Linked DNA regions of Mus musculus: region 1 is linked to region 2. Evidence: chromatin loops called from intact Hi-C (ENCODE). Cell type or tissue: gastrocnemius. All regions are shown on one strand. Links, peaks and the distances in the headings refer to the core of each region. The heading gives the core; the rest is flanking DNA.

Region 1 (2,910 bases), core at 97-2,596, 280 kb before region 2:
CCAACACTGCCTGGCTAGTGTGTTCCTTTCCCTCCCACTGCTTACAGCCAGCCAGGGGTTCCACATTGCTTCTTATCAGCACAGAGAATCACTGAGCCTACCATACTGCAGGAACTTATATGTAGTCTGGTTTATTTTTTTTTCACCCAGGACAGTATGTGTTGTTATAACCGGGCTGATTCTACAGGCCTGGGCCTTCCCACCACCATGGAATACTGGTCTCACATGACGAGAACTCTCCAAAAATGAAACACAGTAGCCTCATGCCTCCCCTTCCTCAAGTGGCTTATAGTGTGACCTGGCCTAGACCACCTCTGTGGACCCAGCTCTGATGATAGTGTGATTGACTGGGGCAGGAGAAAGCTTGTATGGAGCTGTATATGTCACCACCAGACTGCCTAGCACTGGGACATCGTTGTATGGGATTCAAGTCATGGGCAGAGTGAGGAGCCACAGCTGTTAGTGTTAAGAGTGAAGCCTGTTCTCGGGATGGTCAGCCAGCTAAGAGCTCTGATTCCAAAGAGTTCTGGTCAGATTTCTTTAACCACCATTATGGAAATCGTGCTGTTCCCAAGAAGCTGTGGGTCTTGGTAGAAAGGCGATCTAGGCAGGTGATAAACATTGCCTTTTTCCATCGGAAGAGGGCAGTGTGGCAAAGAGAATGATTTCCTGTTCATCAGCTTGTAGTGTTTCAGGGTTAGAACACCTGCGCACTCCAAACTCAGTCCACCTGACCTCCCAGCTGTGTCTTCCTTCCTTCCTTCCTTCCTTCCTTCCTTCCTTCCTTCCTTCCTCCCTCCCTCCCTCCCTCCCTCCCTCCCTCCCTCTCTTTCTTTTTAAAGAAAGAAACATTGCATTGTCCAGGTCGACTCTGGGTTTGAGTTCCAGGTTTCATTCAGGAAATCCTCCCTCCGCAAAGGCCAACCCCCGATCTTCCCGTGGTGGGCTGCTCTAAGACCCACTGAGAATCATTTTGCTAATTTGTTACTTTTCAATCCTTTGCAAAGAGCCTAAGTTGTTAGCTGATCACTATACAAGATACTTTCCAATGATGAAACCCTTTTGACCTGTACCTTAAAAGTCTCTGAGGTTTCAACACTGTCATAAAACAGTTTTCAGTCCTACCAATTTAGTCACCCCAACAGTTTCCATTTTTATTTTTCGCAAGTGCCGGTGGAGGCATTTGTTGTAGCTGTAGTTCAGTGTTGTAATGATTGCTTAGCATGCCTAAGACTTTGGGTTTAAACTCCAGCGAAACATAAACACACAGAATGAATGAATGAATGAATGAATGAATGAATGAATGAATTTAAAAGGGGAGACAGCACTTGGTGTTGGTGTGTTTGTGATTGGAAATACAGAATTGTATAAAAATACAATTCCATTCGGAGTTTTCGGGTTATTTCTGAGGCCTGATGCCAGTTTCTTCCTTACTTGCTTTTCACGAGCCAGTGACCCATGAGCATAGGTTGTTATATCAAGTTGGATAAACCCACTCTCAGAACAACTCCCTCCTTCTCCACCAAGAGGCGCTGTTGTCTCATGCACTGTGAATACAGCTACACTAATACAACTCTTTACATTGCTACAGGAAAGGTTAAGGTCTCTCAGCTGGCTGAAGATGAACTCTGTGAGATTCTGTCCTCTGTAGAAAGCAGCTGGGTGCAAAGTACGCCTCCAAACAGTCCACTAGCCTAAACCCGGGGCCTAAGATGGCCAAGCACCTGCCTTGCTCGCTCTTCCCCACCCACCCAGCTCCTGTGGTGTAATTCTTGGGTTTTGAAGTTCAGAGACAATAGGACGAGGTTGGTCTTGGTCCTTCGAGTTGCTCTTCTATTTTTGTGTTAAGAGTAGCGCTAAGCTGGGCTGGAGAGATGGCTTAGTGTTTAGGACCACTGGCTGCTCTTCCAGAGCTCCTGAGTTCAAGTCCCAGCTCACACATGGCTACTCACCACTACCGGTAACTGTAGTTCCTTGGAATCCGATGCCCTCTTCTGGTGTGCAGATGTACATACAGGCAAAATACTCATATACATAATAAACAAACAAACAAACAAACAAAGCTAAGCAATGTAGTAGGAAAGTGGTTTTGGATGAAGACAGGCAAGTTTAAATACCAGGTCAATAGCAAGGGTAATTTGAGCTTGCTCTAAATGTTAGGGTTTTCTTAACTGGGTAAACCATGAACTAGCTTTTTAGTTCTTTTACAGTAGTAGCTCTGGGTTAGGAAGGAATTCTTGACTTAGAGTCCAACTCTGCAGCTTTCTAGTCCTGTGGCCTTGGGGGAAGACACAGACTCAAAACCGTGGTTTCTTCTGTTCCATTTGCAATAGAGAACACTGGGCTGCTAGAGCCAAGCTCAAAGGCAGGGCCAGCCAAAGTGAAAATGTAGTCCTCTGAACTCTACAAAAGCAAGGAGTAGCCAGGGAGGCAGAAGGACCGGGTTGTGGTTGTGGAGTGGATCCACAGATGTGTCTGAGTGAAGGACACAGCCTCCATAGAATATACCATCTAGAGTGCAGAGATGAGGAGGAAATATTTCTGCCTCCACCCTCATGTGCTTCCCACGGGTGACCTAACCCCTGATGTCATAGGAGATCCAGGCAATGCTGTCTCATTGCCTGGGCAGAACCTTTTGCATATCAGATACCATCTGAGAACAAAGTGGACAGAGTTGGAATCCAGGCTCCATCTAGTCCGTGTAGTGCTCTGACATCCACAGTGTTCCACGGTTCCCCGAGAGCTGATGCTTATGTGCACTGGAAACACAGAGCATAGGAGTTAGAGGTGTCCTTAACGTGTTTTATAGTTTAAACAACAGCAATCATTCTTTTTAATTTCTCCAGGTCATACTTTCTAGGTGGAATGTCTCTGAGATGTCAATATGCAGACTTCTAGAATGTTCTCTCA
Region 2 (2,910 bases), core at 139-2,638:
CAGGAACACAGACTGCTTTCAGACCTTAGCAGGTTGCTCTTGAGCATGGTAGAAATACCCTGGAGCTGTGTTATCCACATATGAAGGGCTTCCATTCTGGGCACTGGAGACTGAGGCAGGAGGCAGGAGGCTCAAAGGATCTTTGTCAAAAATAAGCAAAGGAAGCACTCTCCTATTCTGGATTTAGCACAGTAGCGTATTTCTGGTTAGACAGATGCTCAAGCCATGTTCTGAGCAGCAGAGTTGTGGTTCCATAATTTGTGTTCATTTCAGAAATTAGTGAGAGCCTGAGTAAACAGAAAGATGCAAGGAGACTGGGAACCTGAGAGCAGCTCCACGTGAGCCATAGAGGAGTGTGAGGGAGGGTTCCCTTCTCAGGCTGCGTCCCAGCTGTCCTGAGCCCTACATAGCCCTTCTGTGAACAGCACAGCTTCACACATCACCTGCCATGCTGCCCCCGGATCCAGCATTGTCTTGAATCTTCCAGAGCGGTGGCCTAGGTAGAACATAAATTGAATAGTTAACATCATTTATCCCGAATTTGTTTGTGAGCTAAATACCACCCTCAACTTTGGCTTTACTGTTGCCCAGAGCAGCAGTTGAATTCATTTATTTACTTACTTTTTTTTTTTTTTTTTTTCAATTTGAGACAGGGCCTCACTGTGTAGTCATGATTGTCCTGGAACTTGCTATGTAGACCAGGCTGGCACTAAACTCACAGAGATCAGCCTGTCTCCGCTTTCCAGGTTTGGGGATTAAAGGTCTATGCTATAATGCCAAGCAGCAGTTGGATTTCTTTAAGAAACTATTTTTTTTCATAAAGAAAAAGGAAAGGTAGTTGGAAATTTATTTGCTCATTTAGTTGGTTAATTTGGGAGACTTGTTCTGCCTTTTTTTTTTTTGAGAGTGCTAGCACAGTTGTAACTGCAAAGAGGCCTATGCTAAGAGCTACACTGCTTGGCTAGGCTTCCTGGCCTACCACCAGCAGTTTCCGTTTGTGTTTCAGAACCGGCTGGTCAAGAGCAGGCTACAGGAAAATACTTTGTGGCATTGGGGAGAAAAGTCTGAAATTTTAAAGCCAGGGAGCACAGATCCTCCAAAGCGAGTTCCTCAGTTAACTTCTGAATGGAGGTTGCCTTGGGAACAGGGAGGCCTACTCCCCAGCCACAGTGGCTCTTTCTCAAGGCAGCAGCCAACAGATAGATGACCTGGCGAGTCCTTCCCCTCTGTACATTAGGGGACAGGAGTAGGAGGAAGTCTGATCTTTGATATCCATGTTGGTCACAAGCATCCAGAAAATGAGGGAGTTACTGGGATGTCTTATAACAGGCCCTAGATAAGTTTCACTCCTTCAGTAAGCCATATTTGTACTCTTGCTGGCTATTTCAAAGCACTTTAAAAATAAGATTGATTTCTGTTTTAAAATGAACATTTAATAGCATGCTAGTTTCTATTATAAATGCTACTATTGCCCTCTATTGGTGAAAATTTTAAAAATCTCAATAGTCATACTAAAAATTAAAACTAGCCATTCAAATAAACATCCTACAGAGATGCTTTGTTGCTGGTATTTTTTTCTCTTGCTCTTGTTTTATTTAAAAAAATTTTTTTTTGTCGTTTTTCTTTTTCTTTTTTAGAGACAGAGTTTTTCAGTGTAGCCCTGGCTGTCCTGGGTCTTGCTCTGTAAGCCAGTTTGGTCTTGAACTCAGAGATCTGCCTGCTCTGCCTCTCAAGTGCTGGGATTAAAGGTGTGGGCCACTACTGCCTGGCTCAAAAATTACCTTTTTTTTACATTTGTTTAGTGTGTGTGTGTGTGCACACACGCGCGTGTGTGCACATGTGCCGTGAGCCATGCAGAGGTCAGAGGATGGCTTGTGGTCCAGTCAATGCTTCTCCTTTTCTCACTTATTATGTACATTTTTCTTTTGTTTAAAAAAAAAGTCATATTTTCTGGCACTAGTATTTTCAAGGGATGAGCACACATAGCTTTAATTTATATAGTTGTGGCAAAGAAGACATTAAAATGCCTGCTTATCTCTCTCGCAGTCCTTTTGGCTCGGCACTGGCAGACTTCTGGATGCCCGTGGATCTGTACATCGGAGGAAAGGAACATGCTGTCATGCACTTGTTCTATGCACGATTCCTCAGTCATTTTTGCCACGACCAAAAGATGGTGAAGCACAGGTGAGCATTCGTTGTACTTTACAAAACAGTTCTGTTCACAAGCAGTAACTGGAAACAGGTATCCGTTGGGAATCAAGATAATTTGTGTATACAAAATAAAATCTGTTTTTCATATATGCTTTAGAGGCCATTGTAGGTCTTTACAATTTGAGGTCCATTTACACAAACCTCTTAATCATTTGGTGTGAAATCCGGCTTTCAGTGCATCTGTCTGTTAAGTAATTTGAGGTTTTTACTTGTAAAGGAAAGAGGAGCACTGTGATGTTATATGATTCCTGAAGCATCTCACATGCTTGTCACTCTGGGTAAACTGTACCTCTAAGCTTGGCAGAACCGTCTCTAGTACATCACTCTAACACTTGTGTATCAGAGCAGAAGATGGCATTGCAAATCCATTGAAAGTTTTTCTCCTGCTGGCTTATAATGTGTTCCTCATAACATTCAAAAGATGTAAGAAAGGGTGGTATACTTTTGTAATCCTAGCACTCAATCGGCCAACACAGAAGGACGGTTGCAAACTTGAGGCAGGTCTTGGCTGCATAGTGAGCTTTAGGCCATATGGAGAGACTATCTCAGGGCCCCAGCATTTATAGACCCTCTGAAAGATCCCAGCTCTTGGGAGGCAGAGGCAGGTAGATTTCTGAGTTTGAGACCAGCCTGGTCTACAGAGTGAGTTCCCGTACAGCCAGGGCTACACAGAGAAACCCTGTCTCGAAAAACCAACCA

Evidence for each region. Peaks named below come from ENCODE experiments on the same cell type or tissue, not always from the same donor. Only the 100,000 strongest peaks of a DNase experiment are listed, where the experiment ranks them.
Region 1: a loop joins it to region 2, with 2.9 times the contacts of the local background. A loop is called at or near these places in 22 of 42 quality-filtered maps.

Annotation. Positions count from the first base shown.
Region 1 is chr9:123,157,982-123,160,891 of GRCm38, forward strand. No RefSeq gene overlaps it. Among named protein-coding and RNA genes, the nearest start is that of Gm23323, 2.9 kb to the right of the region's middle. In gastrocnemius, for the core only: CTCF peaks have their summits at 624 and 1,524; DNase peaks (open chromatin) are centred at 624 and 1,524; H3K4me3 peaks cover 205 bases; H3K27ac peaks cover 526 bases.
Region 2 is chr9:123,439,418-123,442,327 of GRCm38, forward strand. It overlaps Lars2 (leucyl-tRNA synthetase, mitochondrial), which reads left to right. Exons shown (of 21, transcript NM_153168.3): 14 at 2,047-2,184. Among named protein-coding and RNA genes, the nearest start is that of Gm40586, 23 kb to the right of the region's middle. In gastrocnemius, for the core only: a CTCF peak has its summit at 1,485 (motif pointing left); no DNase peak of the experiment used is centred there; H3K27ac peaks cover 957 bases.